6 separate regions of the Mus musculus genome follow, and regions 2, 3, 4, 5 and 6 are each linked to region 1. Evidence: chromatin loops called from intact Hi-C (ENCODE). Cell type or tissue: gastrocnemius. All regions are shown on one strand. Each heading gives the region's core, and the rest is flanking DNA. Links, peaks and the distances in the headings are about the cores only. Region 1 overlaps Magi1 (membrane associated guanylate kinase, WW and PDZ domain containing 1). Region 2 has its middle 35 kb from the start of Slc25a26. Region 3 holds the start of Magi1 (membrane associated guanylate kinase, WW and PDZ domain containing 1). Region 4 has its middle 99 kb from the start of Slc25a26. Region 5 has its middle 80 kb from the start of Gm31661. Region 6 overlaps Magi1 (membrane associated guanylate kinase, WW and PDZ domain containing 1).

Region 1 (5,080 bases), core at 427-4,426:
CCTGTTAGGGTTTCTTATTTGATCTTGAGGGAATTTAGAAGGATCTGAAAATGTGGAAGAGAAAGAAAATGGCCTCTTGTAGACCTGTATGATCCCCGGGGATCAAGAGTGGGTGAGCCTTGCTTATTAGTTCAGTGGTTGTTTTGACTTTAACCTTGACCGTCTCCACCCGTGACCTCAGTCGTGCTGGGTTCCCTCTTTCTGGGTTTGCTTAGCTTCTTGGCTTTTGCGTGGGGGATTTTTGTCTAGGGTACCTTCCCCACCCACTTTCAATGGCAAAGTCCTTATCTGTGTGTGTAACTACATGATTGGCAGTTGTTTTATTAACTTCTAAACCCTGATTAGGTATTCGGCTTAGTGTTCCCAGAGTACCATAGGCTTGCTCTTAGCATTCCACTCAGCTTTTATAATTGCCCACTTCTTTGTCCCACTGGTCCGCTGGGCTGTGCAGTCTCAGAGGACAGAGAGTATGTCCTGTTTGCTGTCGTCTCTCCAGCACCTAATATAGCCCTTAGCTCCATGACATGGTTTTGAGTACATAAATGAATGATGGTGTGTGAGAGTTGGTTCTCCTGTCGTTCAAGCTCAGTGTGTTTTTGGTTTTCTATTTAAAGTTTCAGAGCTGCCTAGAACTGGCTAAACATAACATCTTTGTTTTGACAGTAGACTGTTCTCTAAAAAAAATGGTAGAGGAAGACTTTTCAAGTTGGATTTATTCTTCAGTGTGTCTGGTTTCTTTTAGGGTGTGTTGCTGTGCAAATGCTCTTTTGGTCGAGGTTTGAGAGGCTTAAAGGTGGCCACAGTGTCTTCACTACGATAGCTTTATCTCCACCTGTTCCTTGTACCCTGAGTGCATCCATCTGTCTGTGGTTGCCTCTATGATCTTCTCTGTCCCTGAATGACTTAGGGGATGGAAAAGTGGTGGTGTTACCACAGGCATTCGGATGTCAGCTCACTTAAAATATGAGTTGAAAGGAGAACCATCTAATTTCCACTAATGAATTGCTGTGTGCTTCTCAGTGTTAGGAAGGGCATTGACTGAAATATTTTTACGTAGGAAAACTTTAAAGATGAATCACTGAAAGGTGTGTCTGTCAGTACTAGAGGATCTCTCTCTCTCTCTCTCTCTCTCTCTCTTTCTTTCTTTCTTTCTTTTCGAGACAGGGTTTCTCTGTGTAGCGTTGACTGTCCTGGAACTCACTTTGTAGACCAGGCTGGCCTTGAACTCAGAAATCTGCCTGCCTCTGCCTCCCGAGTGCTGGGATTAAAGGGGTGTGTGCCACCATGCCCAGCTGCTAGAGGATTTCTTGACCAAAGGAATTACGTTTAATACTGCCTAATGTATTTCTGAGAGATACTTGGTAAAACAATTCATTTCGGTGTGGGTGCAGAGAGGGATATTTTTGATCTGGTTTACAAGGCACAATAGAAATAGAAAGAAATACTGATTTCATTCATTCATTCATTCATTCATTCATTCTGTCCCCCTGCTAAGTCTTTATTGGGGGCTAGTTGCAGCAGGAACTTTTCCAGGGGCAGGAAATAGAGCAGGAAAGCAGTCCCCGAGTATTTATAACACGTTCCATTTCTTGTACTGATTGATGTTATCCTGATGAATTCCATCTTGAGTAAGTACCTTGCTGCGGTCTGTTGTGTGACTGGAGGTTCAGGAAGAAGCACACTGGCGTGCTGTCTGTATTTTGTCTGTATTTTCTCTGTCCCTGACATTCAGTTTAAACATTTATGTTTTATTTGTGTTTAATCCTTGATTTGTCAACCTGCTATCAACTTTGGTCATGTTCCTGGCTTGGATGAAACGAGCCAATAAATGCTGCTTCCCTCAAAAAGGAAGGAGGAGATGAATATGGAGTTAGATTGGTAAGGAAATTACCCACATAGTTTAGCATCCCTTCTGTAGCTTTGAAGATAGCGCCCTCTTGTGGCGTGCTGTGTTTCTCCTCATTTCTTGGATAAACTGCTGAAAATTATATAAATTCATGGCTCTGTTGGAGTTAAATCACATTTTAAGTGGTTTATTTAGAAATAATTGATATGTGGTGCAACATTCATTCATGTAACATTTGGTACAGTTTAGTGTTTTTAATGGAATTACAGAGTTATGCAACCATCTTGCATCATGCAGCCTTCTCATTCTTATTTTGGGAGTATTTTAATCTCCTCTCAAAGTAGACTCATACCCCTCCCTTCTCTGTCCCTTTCTCCAGTGCCTTGGGGCCGGAGATATTCAAGAAAATGTACTTTCTGCTTCTATAGACTTTTGTAGATATTTCACATAATGGGAGCTATATAATACCTGGACTTTGTAGTTTCTCCCCCCCATGATCACATATTAGGGCTCAAGTCCTTTCTTGCTAAAAATACTCTGCTGTGTGACTCTATCTCTGTAATACTTTACAGCTTACCGACTAGTAGACCTTTGGGTTGTTTCTGCTTTTAAAGCTTCTTTATAATTAATGTTACTTGGGAATGTTCATCTGCGAGGTTCTATGTGGGCACATGCTTCCATTTCTGTCGTAAAGCACCTTGGAGTAGGGTTATGAGGTCAACTGGTAACTTCACGTGTAGCTTTCTGAAGAACTTCAAGACTGTTTTCCAAATAGAAACTCTCAAAACGTAAAGGCCAGTCCCCCAGCCCCCCAGCCCCCCAGCCCCCCAGCCCTCCAGCCACCCATCACTGCATTTGGAACTCATCCATTCCTTGCCTGAGAATGGCAAGCAAGCCCCAGGAAATCCTGTTTCTGGGCCTGAAACTGGGATTACGGTGCAAGATGTAGTTTCTAGAGATCCAAAACCAGGTTGTGTGGAAGCGCTTTGCAGACCAAGCCCTCTCCTCAACCCCTCAATGGTTATTTTTCTATTAGGTTCTTCTTTGTAGTTTTAACGAAGTCCACCAAGTTAAAGTTAGTTCCTTAAAATGAAGCAGTGTCTGGGGACTAATGCTGAGCAGTGATTCCAGCAGGCTAAGCATCCAGCTGTGGAGGAGGCCCCACTCCCTTCTGGTGTCTCCTGTGGGAAACTCCATTTCCTTAACTTTTCTTTGGGGCTGCTTTCTTCTTTTCAAAACCATGGCTATCACATCTCCCTGTTAGCTAGGGCCCGTCCACGAACTACTGTAAGGTCATCTCAATTAGCAATCATTGTTCTGTTTGCTGTGTGCCTCATTCAGGAGCTCCTGGGATCCAGACGTGGACATCTTTGGGCAATTGCCATACTTCTTAATTAAAAATTTTGCAGCATATACTGGGAAAATATTTTCTTCTTAATAGGCAGGGATTCTAGACTTGGGCTCTGTGATGAGCAGTCATGGAAATGCATCATGTCCATCAAAGCCCAGGAGACTGCAGCCAAGACCCCCTGCTTGCCAGCAGCTCTGTACAGAACAAATTTAACATTTTTGCATGGAACTCTCCAGCCCAGTAGCTTAGTCACCTCTACCCCCCAGTACTTGTGACCCCAGCAAAGACCCAAACTACATATGTGGTTGCCAGGGGGCAGGGTGATGCAGATTAAAGACAGAATTGAGGAAAACCTTTAGCAAGTCCTTCCATGGATCTTATCACATGGTAATACTGGCTTGAAGCCCCTCACCATGATGGAGCTCCTAAGAACCTAAAGCTCAGTAAATTTCATTGCGTCTTTGGGCTTTGAGAAACAGCAATCACCATATAAAATTGGGTAATGATTCTTTACTGGCCCTGCTTCTGGGAAGCAGACTAAGGCAGCTGTGATGCTAAAGCCCTCAGATGCTTCCTCTCCAGGCCAGGCCTAGAGAAGCCCTCAGTGACTGAGAGGAGGCTTGTCTGGAGGGGGTGGGGGGGGGTGTCAGGGTCTGTTCTGTAGATGACCTGTATGGGTGCTATTCTGTCCTTCCAAACATTTAAAAAATGAATTGTGTGGAGTCTGCACTAAAAAGCATCCCTACTCACTGTTCTCTGAGAATGGAAAAGCAGCAGCACTCAAGACCTCCTTCCCCTCTGCATGAGCTCAGTTCTTTTCTTATCACTGCATCTCACAAGCAGTTTCCTCCAGGAGACTCGGGAGGTAAACAAAAGGTCACCTCTGTGGAGGAACAGAAACTTGGAAGATCTCGCGGTCCCTCCCCAGCAGTGTAGACAGGAGTGAACAGTGGCGAGGCAGGAGACTGATGAGAACAGAGCTGCAGAGAGGAGATTCTTGGAAGGCCGAGCTGCCTGCGAGCTGTGCAGAGGGCTCCAGAGTTGCATGGGAGGTTGAGGAGGGTCTTCAGGGATGCAGCTGCTTTCAGTTCACCCTTGTTGCTTCTAAGGAACCCCCGCCCGCATTTATTAGTAACACCTCAGTGGCTCCCCACAGTGATTTGCTGCAGTCATTGCATTGCCTGTTCTGAGTTCCCTTTCTGGGGTGTGTTGTGTTTCCCCAGAAGTCTGTCACGCCGGTGTTCATAACTTCCTTAGTTTTCCTACGGTTTTGCAAACAAGTTCATGCATGCTCTTCAAATATGCACTGGGCTAATTCAAATTCTTTGGGTCACACTAATGTACTTTTTAAAAATATTAGGATCAATTTGCCTTCAAAGAGGAAACTGCTGCTCAGCCATTGACGGTTTGTAACACTGATTCTGAATGTGGCAGCTAAGGCTCTTTGTGAGTTGACCTGCACAGGAGCCTCAGGTCTCTCCTTTGACTTGCTTTAGATAGGATTTGAGTCCTTTGACTGTTTTTTTTTTTTTTTTCTTTTTAAATTTTGTTTGTTTGTTTATTTGAGACAGGGTTTCTCTGTGTATCCCTGGCTGTCCTGGAACTCACTCTGTAGACCAGGCTGGCCTCGAACTCAGAAATCTGCCAGCCTCTGCCTCCCAAGTGCTAGGATTAAAGGCGTGCGCCACCACCACCCTGCTGACTGTTTTGTTATGAGGTTTCTGCCTCCAACCTTCCTCTGGGCACTTGAATAATATTATAACTAAATGCTGATTAATGTAAGCAAGAATAGGGGGGGGACTTGTTTTCTGCTGTATCCGTTGGCACCGTTGGGTAAGCCCCTTGCCCTCCTTTCTGCCTTTCCTGATGCATGGTCTCAGCCA
Region 2 (5,080 bases), core at 569-4,568, 380 kb before region 1:
GTGGTGGGATTGACATCTAAATCTAAGCTTGACTCCGTCTTTGCTCTTGTATCTTTATCTTCATACAATTTTCAACTTTATTCATTTTGACTATGAATAAAAAATTCCAAGAACAATGTACAAATGTAAACACATTTTGGGCACACACATACCTTAGATTATCGTTGTCTTCCTTTCCTCCGTGGGAAGAAACCACAACTGACATGAACGCAAGTTTCTACTTTGTGGGGTTCTTCTTCTCACATAAATCTTACATACACAAGTTTGGGCAAATGGATAAGATCCTGGGGAAAAGATCATTCTAAGGGAAGTCAGACGTCAGATTCTCTGGAGCTGGACTTAATGGCAGCTGTAAAGCTGTAGCGCACCAACAACAATAACAACAGCAGCAACAACAACGAAACTTTGTATTGCTCCTCAGTAAACGGAGAGAAACGGAAGCAGAGGAGAGCAGAGCCATTAAAAAAGTATTTCTCTGGGAACATACTCTTAAATACACTTCGCTCAACCATGCACGGGCCTGGCAGGTACTAAGTCAAACAGTCCCCTGACTGGGGAGTGAGGAGGATTATAGGAAAGATGGAAAAGAAGACTCCGAGACAGAGGTTAGAAATCAGGAGGGCTGTCTAGTCACTACTGCGGCAGCCTCGAGTTTAATTTTCTTAGGCTTTAGATACTTTACAGTATCATGAGAAACAAAGCCACAAGCTAACAGAAACAATTTGCTAAAATGTACACAAGACATTCCTTCCCATCCCAAAACGCTCTGTTCTTTCCACCAAGGTCAATAGACTCTTCAGCCCCAGCCTTGAGCCCCAGGTTCACCTCCTCTTATCTTATCATTCCATGCCACAGAGGCCAGGAAATCTGCCAACAGGCCCTCCTTCCCCTCCCCCTCCCTCTCCTCCTCCCCCTCCCTCTCCTCCTCCTCCTTCTCCTCTCTCTCTCTCTATCTCTCTCTCTCTCTCTTTCTCTCTCTCTCTTTCTCTCTCTCTCTCCCTCTCTCTCTCTCTGCTTCAGAGAAGCACAAAACAGCTCCCCACACAGCAGCTAAGAGCTGATCTTCCAAAATGATTCCCAGCACAAATGGTGGCTGACTCTAGTCTCAGAGGACCCAACGCCCTCTTCTGGCCTCGTCTGGTACTGCACACATGCAATGCAGAGATGTACATGAAGGCAAAACACCCATACACATAAAATACAAATAAAAATTTAAATCTAAACAAAGTTAAGGTGCATTCTTAGTAAACATATATAGGTATAACTATTCATAAGCCATACTTTTAACTGAGTCTTGTTTCTTAAAATCAGTGAATTCACAAAATATGCAAATATCTTTTGATGACAATATGTGTATATTTGTGTTTGCCACCTCAAAATGTTAATGGATAGGAAATAATGCTTTGTGAAAAATAACTGACATGTTCTTGAACTCTCCATCCTCTAGGTGTCACTTATGTCTACAGAAAAAGAAAAAAGAAATAGCAATCGCTCCCATATGAGACAATAGTTAAAGTAAAGAGTTTATTATACTGGGTACAACAGAATTTCTAATGATTTTCTATTGATTTTTAAAGTTATTGCAGCTCGTCTACAAGATAAATTTAATTTCTTATTTACTGGTAGTTAATTATTCTTTATAGCTAAGTTTTAAAACTTTAGGTTATCATTTCATCATCTGTTGTATATATACAAGATAACCAATTATATATTTGGCCCCCCCCCCACATCTTATCTAGGCACACGCCCTCATACCTGAAGGCCCTTGCTAAGTCTCCTCACAGAAGATGAACTTTATAATAAATAGATTCTGACACTTTCGTATGGAGACAGCTTGCAGTTCCCACCACCCTGAGTTCTCCTTCCATTCAGCTAGCGATCCACGCAACAGCACCCACAGGTGAGCTCCTGGGAATCTGACCCTGGGCCTGGCAAAAGCCATTCAGTCAAGTATACAGGAACTGCGGGACTCACCTGGCCAAACTGCCACTGCCCCCCACCCCCTTGAAAAGGTAAAACAACATGAGGCAAATTCTTTTTTTTTTAAATTATTTTATTTTAAATTACATGTATATGTGTTCGTCTGAGTGTGGGTGCGTGTACATATGTGTTCAGGTACCCGTGGATTCTAGGAGAGAGCACTGGATCCCCTGGAGCTGGGTTTACAGGCAGCTGTGTGTGGATACTGAGAAACAAACTAAGAAGAGCAGCACTCCCTCTTAGCCTTAACCACTGAGCTGTCTGCCCAGCCCCAGGGAGACACATTCCTACCACACACAAGCTGAATGATTTTAAGGTTCTCCAGACAACTGCCTCTTACTTCTAGAGAACTGATTGACTACTCAGTGAAAGACACTAATTTTCAATATGTTTGGTTTTGGTTTTTGAGACAAGCCTTACTGTTTGGTGCCCTGGAACTCACTCTGTAGACAAGGCTGGCCTTAGACTCAGAGATCTTCCTGCTTCTGTTTCCCCCGTGCTGGGATCAAAGGTGTGCACACTAATTCTCAGCTAGACAGACTATTAATGTAGCTGTGAGTAGTGCCAGATCTAAGCTGCAGAAATACAGCTCTCTGAGCAGGGCACTATACTGAGAACTTTGTATGTTTGCCTTGTTTTTTGAGACAAGGTCTCACTTAGCCCAGGCTGGCATAGTAGAGCCTGCTCTACAGTAGAAGATCTTGAAGCCCTGCCTTCACACACTGGGATTACAGATGTGCACCTTCATGCCTGCCTCCTTCTCAATGTTTACATTTTTCTGTGCACATGACTAAATTCCTACAAATATTGCATAGTAATAAGCCTTTACCACTATATGGATAAGGAATAAATGATTTGCCTTACAGGTAAGACAACTGTTATTTTATTCATGAGCATCTCCTTTTGTCACCAAACCACTGTTATTTCTTCCTGCCAAATCCTCAACTGCTCTTTTAGCTATATCCCAATTTTTTATTTTTCGTATTCTAACATTACACAGCAAAGCTTAACTAAGTACCAGCAGGTGGAGACACTGAGCACGCATGCACATCCCAAGGGCCTGGACAGGCACAAAAGCACTTATTTAAAGGAACGGGGTGGGAGGGAATCCAGCTTTTTGAGGAAGCTGAGATCCTTCTTCTTTGGGAGGAAGGAGAGGAATGCAACAGATCTCCAGCTAATCCCCGATTCACCGCAAGCCGCCGCAGCAGGCATCCTCAAGGCTGCCAGAAGCCCCATACAGATCACAGAGAACAACAGTTTGGCAGCAAAGTACCTGGAATAGTCTCTGCACACTCAAGGGTCCAGCTGGGCTCTTTTCTGCAAAGCACACATGACGGGGTCTAGGGATTGTAGTGCGTTTCCTAGCAACAGCAGGACTGTACTCTCTGATACTGTGGAGGAGGTGCAAGCAGTCGCCTTAAGAATGGCACCCCTGCACGCTGGCCAGGGTCTTTTGAGGAGCAGTGAGAGGGTAACACACATACACACACAATTGCAAATGTTTTAGGGTGCATTAAACTTGCAAGCCATTACTAGGTCACTGGCTAAAAGGTGTAGTTAAATGGGTAGGTAGATGTATTGCAATGTTGTCCAGCTCCAAGGCAGCAAAGAGGCAGGAAAGAGAAGCCCCAGGTAGATCCCAGAGGGTTCAGCTGCCTGCTCCTTCAGAAAAGGAAGTCTCCCACGTACAGCTTGAGAGTCCCAGAAACAGACAGGAAAACTGAAGGTACAGCTTGGTGACAGGGGAATCAAGAGGTTCTGCAAGCTCCCTTACTTCTGTCTCAGATTGAGGGCTGCAGAGGATGATAACCCTAAGCTTCTGTGTCAAAATATCCAACAGTGGTTATAGTCAAGTGGACGTCCGCATCATTAGAGGGACTAGTGGGAACTTCCCCGATTTCCACAAAGCCAAGCCACCCCTTCCACTCTATAGTCAGATTAGCTTAGCTCTCCCGGGAAGAGAAAAGGCAGTGACCCCTGGGAACTAACACCCAACAAACATAAAAGGCATTGTATGAAGCCCATTGGCTGGCAGTTAGAAGTCATAGACTTCTTCCTTCTCATTGGCGGCCCACTGTGGAGCTTTATCAAGACTCTGCCTGGCAAGTAGGGCATGCTTTGGGTCACACTTGTGGCATGGAGATTTAAAATTAGGCTGCCAGTGTCCATCCGATGTTTATCTCTGCCTGATGCTGACAACTTGAAGAATTTTTGTTCAGCTCCCACTTTCCAGTGTTTTGGCATCATTACTCAGATATTCCTGAGATCTAAGTATCATCTCAAACCAAATTAGGGACAATTTACTTACTGCCCATTAACAGTGGATTGATTCTGCAAGCCTTGTGGATGTGATCATAGGAGTGTCTATCTAGATTAAGATTGCTGTCTCAGCACAGTGGTAAAGATTTTCATTTTTCGTGCAATGTATAAGTTTTGTTTTGTTGTTGTTGTTGTTGTTGTTGTTGTTGTTGTTTTTAAGATTGGACCCAGCTTTGTGTTGGAATGTGCTCAGCTTGGTCTACTATGCTGTGACGATTACTATGGATTGTCAATTTGACAGGATTGAGCATTGCTGAAGGGAGCATCCTCTGACCATGTCTTTGAGGGATTTTCTACCTTAGGTTAGTTGAGGTGGGACCATTTACCCTAAATACGGTGGCGCTAGTTCATCGGCCAGGGTCCCCATTGGGGCTGAGTGAAAGGGACAGTCAACTGAGCATCTACTTTTCCTTCCTCTGCTTTCCGACTCTGGGAGCAATGTGACCAACTGCCTTGTGCGCCCACCACCGTGCTTCCCTGCCATTCTGTACTAACTTCAAGCCAGGAAACCAAATAAGCCCTCGCTTGGGTTGCTTTTATCAGAGCAATGTATGAAAGAGCTAATATCTACTAAACAAATAAAAATAAAACACACGTAAAATTCCTCTCCCACCCCGTCCTGTGAGCTGTCAGTGCCTGTGAAGATGATGGTGTTAGTCTTCTCAATTGACCTCATTTGCTGGATGTTATCTGTATTTTGAGGGTGAGCTACCTGTGGCGGCATCTTAAATTTTGAACAAGAACATTTAGGTCAAGGTTATCAAAGGGACTTCCTAAT
Region 3 (5,080 bases), core at 720-4,719, 200 kb before region 1:
TTATTATAGCAACAAAAAGCAAATTAAAACATCCTAGAGATGCTGATGGCTAGATCTCTGTTAGGGTTTGGCAGTTAGGTTTGAAGGGACTGCTCATTTGACCTCAGTAAAACCAAAACCAACAAAACCAAAAAGCAGCCCCCCTCCCCCAACACCACTATCACCACTTGGGGGAAAACACAACCAACCAATCCCCCAAAAACAAAACCAAAAAAAAAAAAAACAACAACAAAACACCAGAGACATGAAATTCCTTTCACCTTTTCAAATAATCAGGAGCAAGACGGTTTTTTGTGTGTAGCCAGTCTTAGGGAGCCCAGGCCATCCTCTCCTAGACTTTGCCTTGAATTCTTGGTCCCCATGCCTCAGCCTCACAAGTACCAGGATTACAGATGTAAAACGCCAGGCCCTCATTCTTATTAACTTAGAATAGCTCTCTAGAAACAGGGCTTGAAGAGCTTAAATGTATGCTTATGTTCTAGAGAGGGGATTACAACCCCAACCACTAAGGACTCTGACACCCCCCCCCCCCCCAGTTATCAGACTGTGAAATTTTATATGCCACCATAAATTATTTACTTTGCAAGTTTCCAGTGCCTATGTATTATTTCTAACAACTCTGTGTGTGAGGTGGGGTGGGGTGGGGGTGGGGGTGGAGGAGGGGGTGGGGGTGGGGGTGGGAGTGATTGTATTCCTCCAGCCTTGGCAAGTGGAAGGTCTTCACTTAATGTTGTACTTAAGATGCCTGCGGAATCTGAACTTCAGACCTATCCTCTCGACCCACCTCAGTGACATCCTCATCTCTCTGAGTGGCTCCAACTCAGCTCCTTTTATCTAGTAGATTCTCAAGTCCGTGACCAAAGAGGAACTCATTGGAAACCACTGAAAAATAAACAAAACCGCTAGGGCCACCACTGCACTGGCTTCTTGGCGGTGGGGGCTGTTCTTTCTGTCCCGGCCTCACCAGTGCCCCGATTACTGGACCCCGCCTCTGGGCGGCGAATTCCGAGGTGGCCGGCTCGCCCACGCTTGTGCAGGACCCGCACCCTGCGGTGATCTTTACTCCCCAAAGCAGTGCTTAGGTTTCTCGGCTCTCCTAGAAGCCAAAGGGGGCTGGCCACCGCCGCCCCCTTTGCTGGAAGGACAATGAGAGGCCAGCGAGAAGTCTTAGGTAAAAAGGCCACGCTAGCTTTGGCTTTTCTCGCTCGCTGGCAGTTTTTTCCTTGTCCTAAAAAGTTGGCCCCAAAGTTTAACGATGGGAGCGTATGTGTAGGTGCGTTTGGTGGGCGCGGACAGGGATGCAGAGGGTGTGTGGGTCTTGTTGATTCGGGTCCTCAGGGTCACAGAGACAAGAGCCAGGCTCCGCATGTGGACTTGAACCCCTGGGCGGGGAGCAGGCGCGGAAATGTGGCGGAAGGCGCGTGAGCGATGGCGTGGCCAGGCACTAGCGGAGGACGAGGAGGGACCCGGGTAGGCAGCAAGAGTGTGAGCCCCGCGCTGAATTGGTCTCCCAGCCCCCACCTGTTTGAAACGATTTGCAAACACCAAAGCCAAATTCTCTGTGTTCCAAAAGTTCGAGAGCTGGAGTCGGGCAAGCACACGTGTTCCCCCAAAAGGCTCTGGCTGAGCCGACCACACTGCAAGAGGAGGAATTCTAGGGGTGCAGGGAGAGGAGCAAGTTGGCGTCAATGAAGGGTCGGCCCTAGGACCCCGCGGGAGGCGCGTTGGAATCTCTCCCTTCCAGGAGGAGGGGTGGGGCGGGCCTGCCCGCGGGCGGCCGCCGGGCGCATGCGCGCGCGTCTCCTCTCCAGCCGGCCGCTGCGCTCCGCCGCGCGGAGTAGAATGAACTGTAACAAAACAAGCCGAGCCTTTGTATCTGCTTAAAGGGGCCGCGGCCACTTCCCTCGCGTCCCCTCACCCCCGCCCCGCGCCGTCGCGTCTCCAGGGCTCCCGGCAACTAGCTTGGAAAGGGCTTCCCTCGCGCTGAGGAGCGGCCGGCCGGCGCGGAGCAGGCGCGGCGTGTGTGGAGAGAGCCGCGGAGCGGAGAGCGGGCCCGGGCGGCGCCGGAGTGGACTCTGGTCCCGGGAGCGCGGTCGGCGCCGGAACGCGGACCCGGAGGCACCGGAATGCAAACAAAGCTCGCGGGCGCCCGTGCAGGGCTCTTCACGGAGCCCGGAAAGTTTGTTTTATGATGGCTTGAGAGCGCGAGAGAGTCGGGCGAGGAGGCTCGAGTAGCTCGCTCCCGCGCTCCGAGAGATGCTTCTCCCGTGAGCCCGCCGCTCCGGGGGCTCGTGCTGTGGGGGCACCTGTCTCTCGTTTTAGCAGTTTTCTTTTCTTTTTCTTTTTTTCTTTAATTTGAATTTTGTTTTCGAGGAGGGGCTGTAACTCATCATGTCGAAAGTGATCCAGAAGAAGAACCACTGGACTGGCCGCGTTCACGAGTGCACCGTGAAGCGGGGACCCCAGGGCGAGCTGGGGGTGACGGTCCTGGGGGGCGCGGAGCATGGGGAGTTTCCGTACGTGGGGGCGGTGGCGGCGGCCGAGGCGGCGGGGCTTCCCGGCGGTGGCGAGGGGCCGAAGCTGGCCGAAGGTGAGCTGCTGCTGGAGGTGCAGGGGGTCCGGGTGTCCGGCTTGCCCCGCTATGACGTGCTGGGAGTCATCGACAGCTGCAAGGAGGCCGTCACCTTCAAAGCCGTCAGACAAGGTAAGACGGGGCGTGCCTTTGGGGGGCGCACCCCGAAAAAGAGGGGAGGCCTGAGGGGGCGCCGTTTGCTCCGAGTGCTGTGAGCCAAAGTTGAGGCCCGGACCAGATGCACTCAAAGTTGTGAGGTTGTGGGCTGTGCGCCCACCTGCGTGGCGGGCTGGGGCCGGGGTTGCGCCGGGAAGCGGGGAGATGCTTCCCAGGTCTGGTTTGCCAACTTCTAGGTCGTAGCCACCTAGTGCTGCGCAGCCTCGCCTTCACCTTAAGGCAGATGGGGAACTGAGGGAGGCTAAGGTGGACGCTTCCCCCAGCCCCTTACGGGATGGATGAGCTCACGGAGCTGGTGGCTTGCCACTGCCTGTTTCCCTGAACTGGAGAGTGGGTCGTGGAAGGAGAGGGTCTATTTATGGTTGATTGGAATTCTTCCATCACAGAATTTGCCTTCATCCTGCAACCCCTCCAGGTGGGGCTGGGTTATAACCCACTGGAGTCCTTAATCCAGCCTCCTGCAGAGCCCGCAATCACCCCACAGCGGGGTGACGTCTGTGTCTCCTCCTTGTGGAGACCTACGGTGGGGGAAGGGGTGATTAGCGCTTGGCGCGAATCTAGTCCAAGTTTACCCAGCCACCTCCTCCTCTTGCACCGTCGTCCTTATTGATGATGGTTGTTGAGAGTTACAATTCATTGTTAGCGTGTTATGTGAGAGGCTGTCTGTAAAGTGGTTTAATTGCATTATCTCATTCTGATTCACATCAATGCTATAAGAACGACTCGGTTTTTGTAAGTCCTATATTACAATAAGTAAGCCGGGTCTGACCTTAGGTAAATGACTTGCCCAAGGTCACACAACTACCAAAAGTGTATGGGTCTTTTTTTGTTAAACCTTGAGCAAGGAGGAGGAGGGCTTGAGGGGACGACTTTCGGGACCTGAGTTTTGGGGTGGGGGTGGGGAAGCAAATCCTCCCCTAGAAGTCTGTAGGATAAGGATGGCTTTCTGTAGGGTAAGGATGGCCGTGGGAGAGTACTCCCTCGCAGTTTGGTCTGAGCAATGGTCTGATCCTGTAGCTAGCCACCGGAGCATAGCTGCAGTCCTTAGAGGCATCCCTCCTGCACCCAAGTGCTGTGACGCAGGTTCTCCCAGATGAAAGCACCAGAGGAGGTGGCAGAGTTGAATGTGGTGAAAAGTTGCCATATGTTCCTGTCAGGATGGCAGCAGCTGAAGGAAACGTGTCAAAGGAAAGCGGGGAGAGCCAGCGCTCTCAGCAGCAGGCCGCTTCCAGATGACCGGAGGATGAGCGCAGTACTGTGTGCGGGGAGCCTAGTAGCCAGGCCTTTCTATCCTGTTGGGAGCGCAGAGGCTGACACCTAACAGTGGAATGTCCATATCCTGCTACTTGGCCTTGCTTGATGAATCTGTCCTTAGGAGTTTCTGGTAAAATCATAACCGAGGAAGTGTGCTGGTTCACAGTAAGTGCTCAGGAAAAGCGAGTTGTATTGGAGTTGGATTTAAGCAGTTAGCAATTCAGTTTTTAGCTAGGAATTTAATGCCAGTTCCCCGGGTGTTTATGACTTGGTAGAGCTGTTGAGATAACACTGTGACAGGCATTTATTTATTGGGGGAGGGGGGCAGCATTGGGTTTGAGTTCAGGCTCATTTTGCAGAAAGATTTCTCATCCGGCAGGATGGCAGGATGTCTGGGTGGTGGTAAATGGGTCCTAAGACTTGTTGACCATGGGCAAGAAGCTTCCAGAAGCTGAGCTCTTCCACTATTTTGCAGAGACCCTGGAGCTAGCTAGTACCCCTTCTCCCTCTCCACTCTCCCTTCCTCTCTCTCACCCCTCTGTGTGCACTTTAGTGGTGGTGGTGGGAGATGCCTGTGGATTTGACAGTTATTATAGTGCCTTCAGGTGTCCTATGATCAGGGCTGTCTTTTGCCAACAGAAATGCTCACAAAGGGAGAGAGTGGGCTTGTGCTTCTGAACAGCCTTGCAATAGGCTATGAGTGCTGTGGAATCCACCACATTATAAAGACTGTCACATGTGATAATGACATGGGCACAGTTACTGTGAAGATGACCCTAGGAACCATTTCAACAATCCTCTCACTTTCCTGTTGCAAAATGATTTAAATTATAGGACATATTTGTCTCCACCTTTTTTTGTTACTGTGTCTTATTGTATCGAGTAGACTGAGCTAGTATTTGGGAAAAATATATTTTTTATGGTGTTTCCATTTTGAGTTAGCTCTCACAGGGACATAGTCACTCTGGGTACATATCTGCGTGGAGATGTCACAGTCTTCTTGTGGTAGAAGATTGTACTCTTTGTGTTGCATGGCAGGTTTCTATAGCAAATAGTATCTCATGGATAGGAGTGGGT
Region 4 (5,080 bases), core at 630-4,629, 320 kb before region 1:
AATTACTCACTTTGAGACAGTTAGTTTTAATCAACCCACAGTTTTATGTTTTAAAAAGAGTTAAATTTAGGATAGGTGACAAGGCATCTATGCTTTAAAAAGGAAACTGGACCTTGAACAAGCGTGTGCTGCTTCAGCTCCTTTCCAGGATGCTGGGACGCTGTTAGCTCAGCCCTGGGGCCTCTGTGATTCAAGTCCAGATTTCTGAGTTCTGCATGAACATAGCAACACTTTTGCTAGGCCTAGCAAGATGGCTCAGAGGGTTAAGGCCTCAGTTCAGTCCCAAGGACCTTGGGAAAGAAGAAGAGAATCAACTCCTACAAACTGTCCTCTAACCTCCACATGTGTAGTGTGGCATGCACACACCCAGAACAAATGAGCAATCAAGCTTAAAAGAACACATTTCTAACACTCTTTCAAAAGCCATTCTGTTATCATTTCCTCCATTGAGATGCCATAGCTAGTTCATCATCATGTCAAGCCTAGCACTCTCCTTCTTCCTCTGCTTCTTCTTCTGCTTCTGCTGCTTCTTCTTCTTCTTCTTCTTCTTCTTCTTCTTCTTCTTCTTCTTCTTCTTCCTCTTCCTCTTCCTCTTCCTCTTCCTCTTCCTCTTCCTCCTCTTCCTCTTCCTCTTCCTCTTCCTTTTCTTTTCTCTTTCTCTATTTTTTTTAAGTCAAGGATGGAGATCAGACAGACGATAGCAGGAGCCATATATTGGAAAAGGAAGCATTAGAGAAAATGTCAGGAGCCCCACACAAAGTGTTAGGGGAAAACAGCTTAGAATTGAGACAGAAAAGTCACTAGTTTTCTGAGTACCTCAGTGGGCAGACTCAGAGCAGCATGGCTGCATTCTGTAAAACATTCTGGGAAAGAAAAGTATGGCATCTCATGAAAGGGACGATTATTCTGCCTGCCTATTTAGCATGGTTTAAGGTAAACCCACTTTCCTAGGAGCAATTCCTATTTTCAGAGGAGTAAGGCCTACATCAGATAGTTGATCCACCTAGCTGGAACATCAAGTCTCAAAGCAGGCCAGAGATTTAGTCTCTTGGCCAGGAGGAATTTCTCCTTAGTGAGTCTTTCCTGGCAGCCGTTCTCAACTTTCCTAATGCTGGAACATTTCATACAGTTCTTCATGTTGTGGGGACCCCCTGACCTTAACATTATTTTTGTTGCTACTTCCTAACTATAATTTTGCCCCTGTTATGAATCATAATGTAAACATCTGTGTTTCCCAATGGTTTTAGAAATTTCTAAAGAGAAATGTGAATGCTGCTCTTTCGCAGACAGCTAACCCCAAGAAATTAGGTCTCATGCTGGGGGGTGGGGCAGGGCCTACCGGGAGGCTGAGCTTCTCTGAAAGAAATTTTATGCAGCTCTCGCAACTTTGTCAGACCAGCTCACAGGACTGATTAGAGCTGATGAAATGATGGGTCAATAATGGGCGGGGTCACACCTTGATCAGGGCTGCCTAGTTATGCAGGCCCTTTGCTCTCTGTTTAAATCTAAACCTTAAGTCAGAAACCTGAAGGAAGATCATCCAGGGAACAAGGATCCACAGCATCTCTTTATCCACACTGAGCAAATCTCCTTTCATAGCTCTTGACCGTGACTTGTCTCTTTAATTACCATAATTAGCACGGGAGGACAGGTGGCTGAGCCTAGATTGTGAGGTTGGCCAGAACCCAGGCTCTGACCAGAACACCTAAAACTATCTACATCCGAAGCTCTGGACTTCCCAGAGGAGTGGGCTAAATGATGAATTACCTTTGCATGTGTGTATGTAAGTGAATTCGAATTGATTTTTTTTCTTATCATTACAATTCCATGAGAAGGATGAATGGCTAATAGCATCTATTAGATTGAGATCAAGCTCTAAATCCCCAAGCCAATTTAGGATTTATCCTCTTGCCATTCAACAATTCCCTTGTCTTCCCAGCGTCACTGACTGCAGTCATTTGCCTGACCTGTAGCTTTGATGCTGTGTTAAGTATAACTCGTAACTCGTAACTTGAGTAGATGAACGGCACGGAGAGCACATTAACGCTTCTGACCCCATCATGTCCTCCCTTAAATGGGTTATGCACGTGTAGCACTGCTGCGGACCATCTGTCCTGTGTATTTAAGCTCTGTAATGAAATGGCCCGGCCCTCATTGTTTATTTATGGGATGCAGACAGCCTCGCTCAGTCCTAACTCACTCCTCAGTCACTGTTTTGCAGGCTAGAAGGCTCAAATAGCTGCAAAAGAAACGTTTGCTGCCTCAGATGGCGCTATTAAAAAGAGAATCGTTCCCAAAGAGACACTTATCTCCTGGTGGGGGAGGGGCCGCCAAATCACTATAAATTATGGAAAGGAGGATGGCAAGTGTGTCTTGCTCTCTCTTTTTTGGAGGCATTGTTTTTATCACAACTGTCAACTTGAGCACACACCTATTTTGGAAAGCTTTTTTACGGCTTTGAATTAAGCACAAATGGAGACATAAGAGGCTTGCCTAATTAGAGCGGCTAACAAGAGCTCCGCTCTGCAACTAAAGACAGGGTTGCATGGTGACTGATTCACAAATGGCACCAGCTAGGGGCCGGGGCTGTGCAGAGAGGCAATAAAACACAGTTGAGAGGTGCAACCAGTGAGATAGCAGGGAGCCCGAGGGAGAGAAGGAAGATCATTGGGTGTGGGCAAGGTAGCACAACTCCCTTCCCGGGGACAGAAGAGGACGACCGGAGCAATCAGGGTTGAGAGTTCCTTTTGACCTGAATAAATACAATCAATCAAACCGCCTGTGTTGCTGCAGGCTTTCATATAACTGTTGCAGAAAAGGCAGCTGCCCGGTCCACTGTCCAGCACCAGAAATTTCCATAGACCCGGTTTACAGTAGCCAGGTCCACTGTTCATAACACAGTGCATGTGCTGACCAAGGCCAGCAGAGGGAGCGAGAGGTTAGTGGGTGCATTCCAAGCTGTGCCAAGGTCACAGGCTCCCGACCTGGGACCACCCAATCCATTTATGACTAGGAGTCTCTTCTAAGCCCCCTTGTTCTCTCTCAGAAATGAATGTTTGATTGCTCTGCACTGTGGGTGTAGGGGGTCAATGAGCTGTTTATTTTTCTTCAATTCATAGTGTATTATGCTTTGAATGTATACATTGTATGCACTTAATGTTATATAGTGTATGTACGTTATGTGTTGATCTAATATGGTTTTGGTTAATTAAGATCTGTAAATGCTTGTTTATTTTCTCTGGGTTCCAGTTCGATAATCTTAATAATGCTACAGAAAATGCTCTGGCTATACTAACTAGCACCACAAAAACATAGAAAATGAGGTCTTAGTGAAATCTAGATGTGAGGGGCTTTACTGGGGATTAGGGAATAGAAGATGAACTAAGCTCGCTCTGTGGTGTCAGGAGGCTTAGACGCTTTGCTCTTCATCAGGACTCTGTGAGTGCTTTAGTTAATTACGCTGCCATAACAAGATGCCACAGGCTAGGCAATTTATAAACAACAGGAAGTATTACAGCTCTGGAAGCTGGGAAACAAGAGAAGATAGGGCCAGTAGACTTGGGGTGCTGTGAGGGCCTGCTTTTTTTTTTTTAGGTATGTTACTCATTTACATTTCCATTGCTATCCCAAAAGTCCCCCATACCCTACCCACCCACTCCCCTACCCGCCCACTCCCACTTTTTGGCCCTGGTGTTCCCCTGTACTGGGGCATATAAAGTTTGCAAGTCCAATGGGCCTCTCTTTCCAGTGATGGCCGACTAGGCCATCTTTTGATATATATGCAGCTAGAGTCAAGAGCTCCCGGGTACTGGTTAGTTCATAATGTTCCACCTATAGGGTTACAGATCCCTTTAGCTCCTTGGGTACTTTCTCTAGCTCCTCCACTGGGGGCCCTGTGATCCATCCAATAGCTGACTGTGAGCATCCACTTCTGGGTTTGCTAGGCCCCAGCGTAGTCTCACAAGAGACAGCTATATCAGGGTCCTTTCAGCAAAATCTTGCTAGTGTATGCAATGGTGTCAGCGTTTGGAGGCTGATTATGGGATGGATCCCTGGATATGGCAGTCTTTAGGTGGTCCATCCTTTTGTCTCAGCTCCAAACTTTGTCTCTGTAACTCCTTCCATGTGTGTTTTGTTCCCAATTCTAAGAAGGGGCAAAGTGTCCACACTTTGGTCTTCGTTCTTCTTGAGTTTCATGTGTTTTGCAAATTGTAACTTATATCTTGGGTATTCTAAGTTTCTGGGCTAATATCCACTTATCAGTGAGTACATATCATGTGAGTTCTTTTGTGATTGGGTTACCTCACTCAGGATAATGGAGGGCCTGCTTCTTACACAGCACGTTCTCTCCACACACTGCCGCGGCAGTAAAGAGCAACAGGAAGAAATTCTGTGTCTTCACGGGGCTGAAGGAAAGCCCAAACCGTGCACTTCTCTGAGAGTTCACAAATCTTGTTTATGAGGGCTGTAACTTCAAGGATCCCAAAGTCCTGCACATGTGGATCAATGTATGTGTGAAGGTACCTGTGTGTATGTAAAGTGGGGGTGTATGTGTCTGCATGTGCATGTATGTGTGTGCATGACTATGAGTGTGCAAGTACATGTATATGTGCTTGAGGGTGGAAGCCAGAGGTCAACCTTAGATCTTGTTCTTCAGGATTGACCCACCCTGTTTCTGAGGGTGGGACCTGGGGTGAGACTAGCTGGCCAGTAAGCTCCAGAGACCTGTCTGTCTCTACCTGCAAAAGAAAAAAATCATACATGCTCCAATTAGGTCTCCACTTCAGTTTTGTTTTTGTTTTTTATTTTTGTTTTTGTTTTTTTTTAATTTTATGAAGGTCAGAGGACAACTTGCAGAAGTCAGCTCTCTTTCTCTCCATCACATGGGTTCTGGGGCTTGAACCCAGGTCGTCAGGCTTGACAGCAAGCCCCTCTATCCACTGAGCATTCTCCCAGCCAAGTGTCTACTTTTTATTAGTTCTCATTAGTCCACATCTCTATTAGTTACTTTTTCTGTTGTTATGACCAAATAAGTACCCAAAAGAAGAAACAAGAGAAAGATAGACTTGTGTTGGCTCAT
Region 5 (5,080 bases), core at 343-4,342, 280 kb before region 1:
GGCATTTTCTCAATTAGTGATCAAGGGGGAAAGGCCATTCCTGGCCTGGTAGTCTTGGGTTCTATAAAAGAGCAGGCTGAGCAAGCCAGGGGAAGCAAGCCAGTAAGGAACATCCCTCCATGGCTTCTGCATCAGCTCCTGCTTTCTGAGCTGCTTGAGTTCCAGTCCTGACTTCCTTTGGTGATGAACAGCAGTGTGGACGTGTAAGCTGAATAAACCCTTTCCTCCCCAACTTGCTCTTGGTCATGATGTTTGTCATGAAGTTAACCTCTAAAAAGCAAGCAAATAACCCAATTTAAAAATGAGGTACAGAGCTAAACAGAATTCACAACAGAAGAATCTTGAGTGGCTGAGAAGCAATTAAAGAAACATTCAAAGTCCTAGTCATCAGGGAAATGCAAACCAAGGCAACCGAGATTCCACCTCACACCAGTCAGAATGGCTAAGATCAAAAACTTAAGTGACAGCACATGCTGGTGAGGATGTGGAGAAAGAGGAACTCTCCTCCATTGCTGGTGGGATTGCAAACTGGTACAATCACTCTGGAAATCAATCTGGCCGTTCCTCAGAAAATTGGAAATAGTTCTACCTGAAGACTCAGCTATACCACTCTTGGGCATATAGTCAAAAGATACCCCACCATACCACAAGGACACATGTTTCACTATGTTCATAGCAGCCTTATTTGTAATAGCTAGAAGCTGGAAACAACCCAGGTATCCCTCAACTGAAGAATGGGTACAGAAAATGTGGCTCATTTACACAGTGGAATACTACTCAGCTATTAAGAATGAGGACATCATGAATTTTGCAGGCAAATTAATGGAACTAGAAAATATCATCCTGAGTGAGGTAACCCAGACCTAAAAGGACAAACATCACTTTTTTTTTAATCAGAAGATTTTTAAAAAAAATACTATTACTTATGTCATATCCTTTCTTTACTACCTGACTCTCGTGGACTCAGAGTTTTTGGATGTAGGGAAGGTTCTTTTAGGAAAGATACTTGTCCCCACCTCCCCTGCAAACGGTAAAGAACAGCTACACCAACATCTCTACTGCATCTCTTCTTATGCAAACAAGTTCCCACTCTTTAGTGGCACCTCAGTCTTAGCCACAGATTTTGCTGCATTCAGTGGTGGCCACACAGCCTCTGTGACAGGCTCTTGACACTCTAGTTCCTTACATGTCACTCTCACAAAACATAGTGTGTGTTTAAAACCTTTAGCCCCCTTTAGGGCATCTCTACATTCATGCACCAGACTCCTTTCATCAAACAGGCATGCTACTACCTACCACCAAGTTCAGTCTCTCCACTTGGTGGCTGTCTGGGGAGGCTTAGGAGGCTGAGGCCTTGCTGGAGGAAGTAAGAAAATGAGGACTCTCTTCATTTCAGATGCACTCTCCCTGTTTTCCTGTTTGTGGTTCCGGATGTGAGCTCTCAGGTGGTGCTACAGCCACCGTGACTACCTGCTTCCCTGCTATGATGGACTCTTATTCCTCTGGAATAGTTAGGTAAAAATAAGCCCTTCTTTCAATGGATTCTTAGGTCATGATGTTTTCTCACAGCAACAGAAAAGTAACTAATGTACTGTAGAAGCGTAAGGACCTGAGTTAGATCCCACAGCCCACGTAAACTGCCAGGCATGATGGTTTGTAATCCCAGCCCTGTGGAGGTGAAGGCAGGAAGATGTCTAGGGTTCACTGACCAGCCAGTCCAGTCTAATTGGTGAGCTTCAGGCCACCGAGAGGTGGTGGTGTGGGTTGCCCTGGTGCTGTTTGTATTCTGTTGTTAGTTCTGCTTCCTCAAGAGCAGTTGCCCAGACAGGCAGTAAATCACATATTCAGGTGATTTCATGTGAACCTTCTCCCCATTTTAACTGGTCAAATAAAGGCTAGAGCCTGTGATTGGACAGTGGAAGGGAAAGGTAGAGCTGGAGGATTAAGAGAGTGGGGGAAGAGTAGGGAACAAGAGAGGAAAAATATGGCGGAAGACTAGGTAGAAGGAAGACGGAGCAGAACCACATGGCCCAGAGAAGCCACAAGTAGCAAGGGATCTCATAGCTGGAAAATAGAGTAGTGTAGTGGTGGATCTGCCCAATCGAGGCATGCAGCTTATAAATATTGTAACTGAGTTGTGCCTTCACACGGGCTTATTGGGGTGGGAGGTTTACTGCAACAAGGTGGTGTTCCTGAGGATGGCATAGTTGTCCTCCAGTCTCCAATTGTGCTTTCACACACACATAAACAAATGAGTGGATCTACGCATGGTGACACATGTCTTTAACCCCTTGGAGCCCTTGGGAAGCAGATGCAGGTGGATCTCTGTGAGTTCAAGGCCAGCCTATTCTACATAGGAAGTTTCAGGTCAGCCAGGGCTACACATTGAGGACCTGTGTTACTTCTGATGATGTGTCCCTCTGTCATAGTCTTGGGCATTTGAATGCTTGATCTCCAGTTGGTGGTGCTGTTTGGAAGGTTTAGGAGTTATGTGCTTTGCTGGAAGAAGAGCGCTTTGCTGGAAGAAGAGCGCGACTGTGGGCGGGCTTTGAGAATTTAAAGGCATATGCTATTTTTTTTTTCTTAACTGTTTCTGCCTCCTGCTTGCCCTTCAAGATGTGAACTCCCAAGTGTTCCTGCCGCAATGCCTGCCGCCAGGGTTCCATGCCAGGATGGACTTTAATCCTCTAGAATTGTCAGCCCAAATAAGCTCTTTTATAAGTTGTCCTGGTCATGATGTTTTTATCTCAGTAGTAGAAAAGTAACTGAAGACTCTGTCTCAAAAAAAAAAAAAAAAAAAAAGGAATGAGTGGAAACAACAAAGAACCATGAGAAGAGTGGATGAGAGATGACACCTGAGCAAGAATTCTAAATTGTAGCGCTGTGTCGATGTTCTATATTCAAAGGTGATACTCACATGAACTCAATCAGGATGTAATGGGAAACCAGACAGAACGCAGACTAGCAGAGGGCCTTGTATTCCAAGTGACACACCCATCCCTGCAGATGGGAAGAGGCTGAGGCAAAGTAACCTGTGGGAAACTGGACAGTGGCAGTCTTTTCCATGTATTGCAGGAATAAAAAATTGCACAGAGGGATAACCTATATCCATTAAAAGGCAGAACAAGTTAGTGAATACATTACTATTGTTTTATGCTGGCGTGAGAGATCAAGGCAAAGGCTTTGCACATGCTGAGGACACGCTCTCCTACATAGATTTCTCTATGTGTCTATATGTAAATATCATCTATATATACATGAGATTATATTTTTGCTGGTCAAAAAAGAGAATGAAAAATAAGAAAAAGGGGCTGGTGAGATGGCTCAGTGGTTAAGAGCGCCAACTGCTCTTCCGAAGGTCCCGAGTTCAAATCCCAGCAACCACATGGTGGCTCACAACCATCAGTAACGAAATCTGATGCCCTCTTCTGGAGTATCTGAGGACAGCTACAATGTACTTACATATAATAAATAAATAAATCTTTAATTAAAAATAAGAAAAGGATGACAGCTTACAGAAACCCTCTGTTAACTGAAACTGGAATTATCAGATGATAGATAGATATAGTCACCACAGAGAGATGATAAACAGAGACAAATAATAGTTATGGAAGTATAAGTTTATTGTATATGTGCTTGTTAGAAAATACACATATATTTTCTAGTTTTTTTTTCTGGTCAGAGAAAGAACTTGGAAACAATGCAAGCCATGACATCATACCACACTGTGCACACAAAGAGCCTAGACCTTGGTGTCAAGGACATTTCCCAGTGAAAAGGACAATGGCTTCTTACAGATATGATTGATTCTGGGGCTGGGCCAGGGAGAGCACAAGATGAGCACAAGATGAACAGTCTGTGTGTCTAGAAAATTAAGGAAGTCAAAAAAAAAAAGGAATAAAGGGATTAAAAAAGGAATAAAGGGATTAAAAAAGGAATAAAGGGATTAAAGGGATCAAGAAATGAACAAATGCTGGGAGAGAAGAGTCACCTGGAGGGTCACCTGGTGAGTGAGCAGAGGTGGGACATCACTGGGGCATCACTGCCAAAACGCACAAAATTCCTGAATTTCATCTTGAGGAAACAGCACACTAGCCAACATTGAGGAATGTTATGCAGAATAACTGACCATCTTCCCCTTTGTGTATGTGTATATGGTGTATTGTCATGTTCAAGTGGGTCTATGCATGTGTGCAAAAGGGACTGTGTATGTTTGCATATGTGTGTGGAGACCAGAGGCTGACGTTTCGTGTCTTCCTCAATTGCTTGCCACTTTATCTTTTGAGATAGGGTCTCCCACTGAACATGGAGCTCAGCAGTTAGGCTAGACTGACTTGTTAGTGTGCCCAAGGGCTTTTACTGTCTTCACCTCCTCAGGAATAGGATTACAGAAGCCAACATGTAGGTGACATGGTTGCACATGCCTACAACCCCAGCACTGATGGGCAGAGACAGGCAGATCTTGAGAGCTCGCTGAGCAGCCAGCATAGCTGAAATGGTGACCTTCCAGTTCAGTGAGAGACTCTGTCTCAAGCCAATAGGGTAGAGAATTAAAGGAAGACCCCCATATTCTGCTCTCACCTCCACATGTGTGTACACAAATGTGCACATTTATACATTCACATATTTGTACCACACACATACACATGGGCACGCACATGTGCAAATATTTTTTAAAGGGCTATTGTTTTCCCCAGGGAGAAGAACCAGGCATATTGGAATTATGTTCCATGTTGATCTGGGTTGGGGTATGTTGAATATATTCATATCTAAATTCCATCAAGCAGTGAACATTTAAAAGTCATGTACTCTGCTGCAGGTGTGTTATTCCTGAATGAAGAAAACAAAGAAAGAAAGAAAAAAGAAAAGAAAAGCACACACACCAATCAATTCACCCTAGCATGCTGAAGAGTAACCTCCAGGATGCACGTTGGACGAGGTTCCTAATAGAAGCCATAACATCCATCATCACAATGCTTTCAATAATATATAACAAATGCCCAGGAGAGGAGTCACATTTCAGATTTACAGCCCAACTCACATTTAGAGGGTATTTATAACTGACACAAATTGTATAAGG
Region 6 (5,080 bases), core at 761-4,760, 59 kb before region 1:
TCCATCCCACTTACTGTAGATGCCAGTGGGCCCGCTTTTTCTGTTCTCAAGGAAGTGCCACAGCAATGATTGCTTCTCAAGGTTTCCCCTGGTATCCTGAGACCGGTGATCTTTGCTTGCCTCTTTATTTATGGTTTTACATCAACAAGTTGAGAAATTTTTGAGGAGCATTTCAGCACAAGTCCTGGGTGCTCTGTGAGATGACTCATCCCAATTAGGCTGCAGCCTGCCTGATGGGGATTCTCTTGTTTATCAGTATAGTTTTTTTTAAGGTAGATTGCTGGCATAGCAATAGCAGCCATTGCTCAGCAAGGCTCATGATGACTGATCCCAGCACCTTGGAGACAGAACTCCAACTGGGGCAAAGAAAGCAGCCAGCCAGCCTGAATAATTATAGCCCAGGAGAACTGCCCCATGCTAAAACCTCTTCCCATCTCTAGCTGCTCCCCTACCCCGTCAGTTTCATAGACAAAACAGCTGTCTGTAAATCACTCCTGGCAGCCTCCTTCGAGCTGTGGACAGGACCAGGCTTTGGTTGGTTTGTAAACAGGTCAACAGCTTTGATGGGTAGGCTATAGTGTTAGGAACTCAGGTCCTGGTGGGAGTCCTACCTGCCCAGTTTCTTGTGTGTCTTATCTTTCATTTCTCTTCTCATCTTAGAGTATAATAAACACTGGATGATGGGAGAAAATTCATTATTTCTTGATTTGATATATAAAGAATGGTCCTGCCTTCTTATTTATATCAAACTTTTGGCTTGAGGCCTGAAGCCTCTGACAGAGGTGGTGCTGGACGCTATGGCCCAGCCCTTTGTTTTGCATGTGATTGAAAACCTTGTGCGTCTTATCGTCAGTTGAGGATTCAGAGCTGTTTCAGTGGGAGGATTTCTGTATGCTCTCCACATCTTACAGTAGGTGAGTGGGCTGAGAATCCTCTCCAGTGGGAACCTGCTCTGCAGCTGGATTCCCATGGGGATATCTCTGGGGAGTTGGACCCTGGGTGGACGTAGAAAAAATACCCTATGGAAGTGTGCATAGTCATGTATGTGCATATGTGCATGCATGTGCACACACACTCTCCCATACTCCTGCTGCTAATGGAACTGTGGCCTGCTGTGTGTTAGCCAAATGTTCTACTGTTGATCTATAGCCTAAGCCCAAGTGTTTGTTTTCTTAAAGCTCCAAACACCCACGTTTGTTTCCTCTGCCTTTCTTCCCCCTGCAGATTGGTAGGCAAAGGCAAACCAGTGACCAAGTCGAATGAGTCAGTCTCTTAGCAATTTCATTTTCTCTCTCATTGTTGTCATACTAGTTACTAATCTGTAACTCATTTTTAAGCATCTTAGAGTATTAGAGTTGGAGGAGAAAGCCTAGTCCTCCAGAGAATCCCAGAGGAGATGGATGCCTTCACCAGGGGGCTGAGCCCCTCCCTACAGAGTAAGTGACTTAGTTAGGTTTTCATTGCCATAAGGAGACACCATGACCAAGGCAACTCTTATGAAGGACAACATTTAATTGGGGCTGGGTTACAGGCGCAGAGGTTCAGTCCATTATCATCATGGCAGGAAGCAGGGCAGCATCCAGGCAGACAGGGTGCTGGAGAAGGAGCCAAGAATTTTATATCAGTCAGGAGAAGACTGGCAAAGCCCATCCCCAATCCCATAAAGCCCACACTTCCTCCAATCAGGCCACAACTATTTCAACAAGGACACACCTCCTAATAGTATCACTCCCTGTGGGATAAGCATTCAAACACTTGAGTCTGTGGTGGCTAAACCTATTCAAACCACCACAGTAAATGAGAACAGTGCTTGGTTTTGTGTCCCCCCCCCTCCCCCTCCCCCTCCCCCTCTCCTTATTCCCTTCCTCTCCCTTCTTTATCCCTCCCTCCTCCTCCTCCCTTCTTCAGTCTTTTACACACATGCACAACCATGTGGCGAGAGAGGAATGAGTGCAGGCCTATGTTTGTATGATACTCATGTGAGGGTCCCAGGGCAACTTCCTGTGTCGTCTTTGACTTCTGTCTTGTTTGATACACAGTCTATTTTGTTCACTGCTGTGTAGGCTTGGCTTGCTGGCCCAAGAGCTTCTGGGAATTTCCTGTCAGTGCTTCCTTTGCCCAGGAAATCTTCTTAGCCCTTGTTTCATTTGCAGATGCAAGATCTCCTTGTGCAGCCTAGCCTAGGTGTGTGTGAAACTCATCATGCAGCCCATAAGGTCCTCCTGCTTCAGTTAGCCCCTGAATGCTGGGATTGTGAGCGTGGACCACTCATGCCTGGCACTGTGAGGGTTCAGACCGCCGGGGCTCTCCAGTGTACACATCCCTCTCCCGCCCACTGAGTGTGGGCCACTGAGATTGTAGCGTGCCTTATAATAATTCCGTGCACGGTCCCTAACCCCTTCCTGTTAATCTGAAACCTTGGTGAGCAGAGTGTAAGCATTTGGAGGGATGCATTTTGGTTCTGGTAAAGTGGAAGCATAATGTCTCAACCAAGAACCACCAGATGTGCCAGAGAATACAACTCAGCGGTGATTAATGCTGAAGTCAGCCCAGGACAGTGTGTGTGGAATGAATGAGCGACTCTGAGAGTTAACTGCAGACTTCTGCCAGCCTCAGGGTTTGTTGTGGGGCCTACCACAGCAGATGCACCTGATCCAAACTTCCCATCCCTAGACACAAGGTTAGCTCGGGCTCAGCCAGAAAGCAAGTCAGCACTTTGCTTGTGGACAGCAGCAAGGCTTGCCATCTTGGCTGCTATCCCAGTTTGATGTTTTTAATGTCTTTGTTCTTTTAAAAATTGAATTCAAAAAATACTTAAAGCACATAAAGTACTTTAATAAATAAATACAGCTTGATATTTTAACCAGTGTCTTCTCTGTAACTACCACCAGAGGGAGCTGTGTTTTCAGAGTTGCCTGGCCTTAGCACTGGCCTGACTTTTACTGTTATCACTCTACATGTGTCTTGCCTGCTTATGATTTTTCAATAAGAAATAACTATAATATGTACTTTTTTATGTTAGGTTGACTTTTTTATGTTTAGAGGACACCTTCATTTTGAGCGTATCAGTAGCTCTTTTTACTGACTGTGTAATATTCTACTTTGTGACCATGTTATATGTGTTTATTTTTCTGTTTTTTAGGTAGCTGGGTACTTTATAACTCAGAGGTCTTTTCATTAAAGATGCCTTGTTTTTTCCTAGTATTTTTTTTAGAACATATTCTCCCCCCCCCCCCGTGTGTGTGTGTGTGTGTGTGTAAGAAACGTAGGTCTTAGAATAGGTGTTTGTTAGACTTTAGAAGGTGCTGCCAAATGGGTTCTGACGTGTGTTTCTCTCTTGTGTGCATATTTGTATATGTTGTGTGTGGATGCATGTAGGTGTACATGTGTGCACATACATATGGGGACCAGAGAAAAGGCTTGGGTATCATTCTACAGGCTTGACCTGAAGCTCGCAGAGTTGGCTACCCTGGCTAGCCACTAGGCTCCAGGTATCCTCCAGTCTCTGCATCCCCAGTGTATCACCAACCCAGCTTTTACTGAGGTTCTGGGGACCCGACCCAACTCAGGTTCTCATGCTTGCATCAAGTGCTTTACTGACAGCTTTCTCCCATCCCTGGTTCTAATTCTTGATCTTATCTAGCTTGCATCTGTCTATGAGCTCTGTGTTCCCAATTTGTAGTCTCTGGTATGTGTAGACTGGGGACAGGAAATGCAAAAAAAACTTTATGGAGACAGAATGGAGCAGGGAACTGGCTACTGTGTGTTTAAGGCTGAGAGGAATAGATGTGGAGAGGGGGAGTTGGAGACCATGCAGTTTGGGGCCTGATGCTTCGTGTGGATTCAAGCTCCAGCTTCTGTCCCATCTTCAGCAGTTCCACCTTAAGAAGTGTGTTTCTACTTCAGGAAACATTGTCCTCACCTGTGTGTGAAGCTAGGGCTGAGCCCATTCTTTACCAGGCAAAGCATTGACTGAAAGGCACAGTGAAGACCTCTTGGGGTCTGCTGAGTGGCAGCCACTGTGCCCACATAGCCATCAGACTTTATCTTCATGACAAGCCCGCCATGCACTGTTATTTTCAGTTTGCCAGTTAGGAAGCTTAATGTGTTGTCTTCCTGTTGCCGTGGCAGAACATTTGGGGTAGAACATTTTAAAAGCTAGGGGATTTCTTTTGGGCCATGGCTGCACCAATTGAGGAGCATGGTTGCTTGTCCTAGTTGCTTTGTGTCTGTGATTAGGAATAGAGGTTGAGTGCCTAGTGCAAGCTACCTGGCATCTGGTTGTAGGTTGCAAAGGGGAGGGGCCTGAGGAGGCAGAGAAGATGTGGTACAGCACCACAGCCTGCTCCTACACCTCCAGTTTCCACCACTTCCCAATAACGTGTCAAGTTAGGAAACTATCAGCCGATCCCTCCATTAATAAGGTCATACCTCTCTTGTCTCCTCAAAGACCCCACCCTGGAACATGCTTGGCTGGGGACTGAACCTTCAACATGTGAGATCTTGGGGGACGAATAAGAGCAAAACTGGGGTTCAGTAACATGTCCCCATGTTACACAACTGTTAGTAGGGGCAGGATGCTGATAGGTTTATACTGATCTCTTGATTGCAGAAGTGTGGCAGATAGACAAACAGAAAAGAGAATCCCTGCACGTATAGGGTAGACTAAGTAGACAACCCACTGTCCTCATAGTAGCCAGACATGTTTCGTAGTGATCTAAGTAGGATAGTGACGACATGGGGGGGTGGGTGGGGAAAGGGAAGCTGGGCAATCTGGAGACCTGTGATGCTTAGTAATGTGTCTTAGGCAGCATCTGCAGAGTCTTTACTGGGATTTGCAGGAAGACCTTACATAGCCATGGTGCTAAGCAGTCCTGATCCCTTCAGTCTCACCTGTGCCTCCAGCCCTCTTGTAAAGAAAGCTTGCTGCTGAGTCTGATGACCTGAGTTTGATTCCCCAGAACCTGTGTAGTGGAAGAAGAGAGGCAACTCCAGCAAGTTGTATCAGACCTCCACATGTGCTCTGAGGCAGGTGTACCTCCTGCGCACGCGCGCGCGCGCACACACACACACACACACA

Evidence for each region. Peaks named below come from ENCODE experiments on the same cell type or tissue, not always from the same donor. Only the 100,000 strongest peaks of a DNase experiment are listed, where the experiment ranks them.
Region 2: a loop joins it to region 1, with 13 times the contacts of the local background. A loop is called at or near these places in 21 of 42 quality-filtered maps.
Region 3: it touches region 1 in a loop (6-fold over the local background); 15 of 42 quality-filtered maps call a loop at or near these places.
Region 4: a loop joins it to region 1, with 8 times the contacts of the local background. A loop is called at or near these places in 17 of 42 quality-filtered maps.
Region 5: it touches region 1 in a loop (8-fold over the local background); 10 of 42 quality-filtered maps call a loop at or near these places.
Region 6: it touches region 1 in a loop (2.2-fold over the local background); 14 of 42 quality-filtered maps call a loop at or near these places.

Annotation. Positions count from the first base shown.
Region 1 is chr6:94,078,192-94,083,271 of GRCm38, reverse strand. The region is part of intron 1 of Magi1 (membrane associated guanylate kinase, WW and PDZ domain containing 1); the gene reads left to right. Among named protein-coding and RNA genes, the nearest start is that of Gm52867, 150 kb to the left of the region's middle. In gastrocnemius, for the core only: no CTCF peak of the experiment used is centred there; DNase peaks (open chromatin) are centred at 1,932 and 4,283; H3K27ac peaks cover 226 bases.
Region 2 is chr6:94,462,756-94,467,835 of GRCm38, reverse strand. No RefSeq gene overlaps it. Among named protein-coding and RNA genes, the nearest start is that of Slc25a26, 35 kb to the left of the region's middle. In gastrocnemius, for the core only: CTCF peaks have their summits at 1,137 (motif pointing left) and 3,005 (motif pointing right); DNase peaks (open chromatin) are centred at 1,120 and 3,152; H3K4me3 peaks cover 217 bases.
Region 3 is chr6:94,280,634-94,285,713 of GRCm38, reverse strand. Magi1 (membrane associated guanylate kinase, WW and PDZ domain containing 1) reads left to right here and starts at 1,797. Exons shown (of 24, transcript NM_001029850.4): 1 at 1,797-2,704. The coding sequence starts at 2,392. Gm31661 (a long non-coding RNA gene) reads right to left here and starts at 1,793. Exons shown (of 5, transcript XR_377886.4): 1 at 785-1,793. In gastrocnemius, for the core only: a CTCF peak has its summit at 3,240; DNase peaks (open chromatin) are centred at 2,572, 2,729, 3,219, 3,932 and 3 more places; H3K4me3 peaks cover 3,935 bases; H3K27ac peaks cover 3,912 bases.
Region 4 is chr6:94,398,414-94,403,493 of GRCm38, reverse strand. No RefSeq gene overlaps it. Among named protein-coding and RNA genes, the nearest start is that of Slc25a26, 99 kb to the left of the region's middle. In gastrocnemius, for the core only: a CTCF peak has its summit at 2,932 (motif pointing right); DNase peaks (open chromatin) are centred at 2,124, 2,288, 2,648, 2,912 and 1 more place; H3K4me3 peaks cover 806 bases.
Region 5 is chr6:94,361,524-94,366,603 of GRCm38, reverse strand. No RefSeq gene overlaps it. Among named protein-coding and RNA genes, the nearest start is that of Gm31661, 80 kb to the right of the region's middle. In gastrocnemius, for the core only: a CTCF peak has its summit at 2,447; no DNase peak of the experiment used is centred there.
Region 6 is chr6:94,137,831-94,142,910 of GRCm38, reverse strand. All of the region lies in intron 1 of Magi1 (membrane associated guanylate kinase, WW and PDZ domain containing 1), which reads left to right. The region is part of intron 1 of 4930511A08Rik (RIKEN cDNA 4930511A08 gene); the gene reads left to right. Among named protein-coding and RNA genes, the nearest start is that of Gm52867, 87 kb to the left of the region's middle. In gastrocnemius, for the core only: a CTCF peak has its summit at 2,892 (motif pointing right); a DNase peak (open chromatin) is centred at 2,721.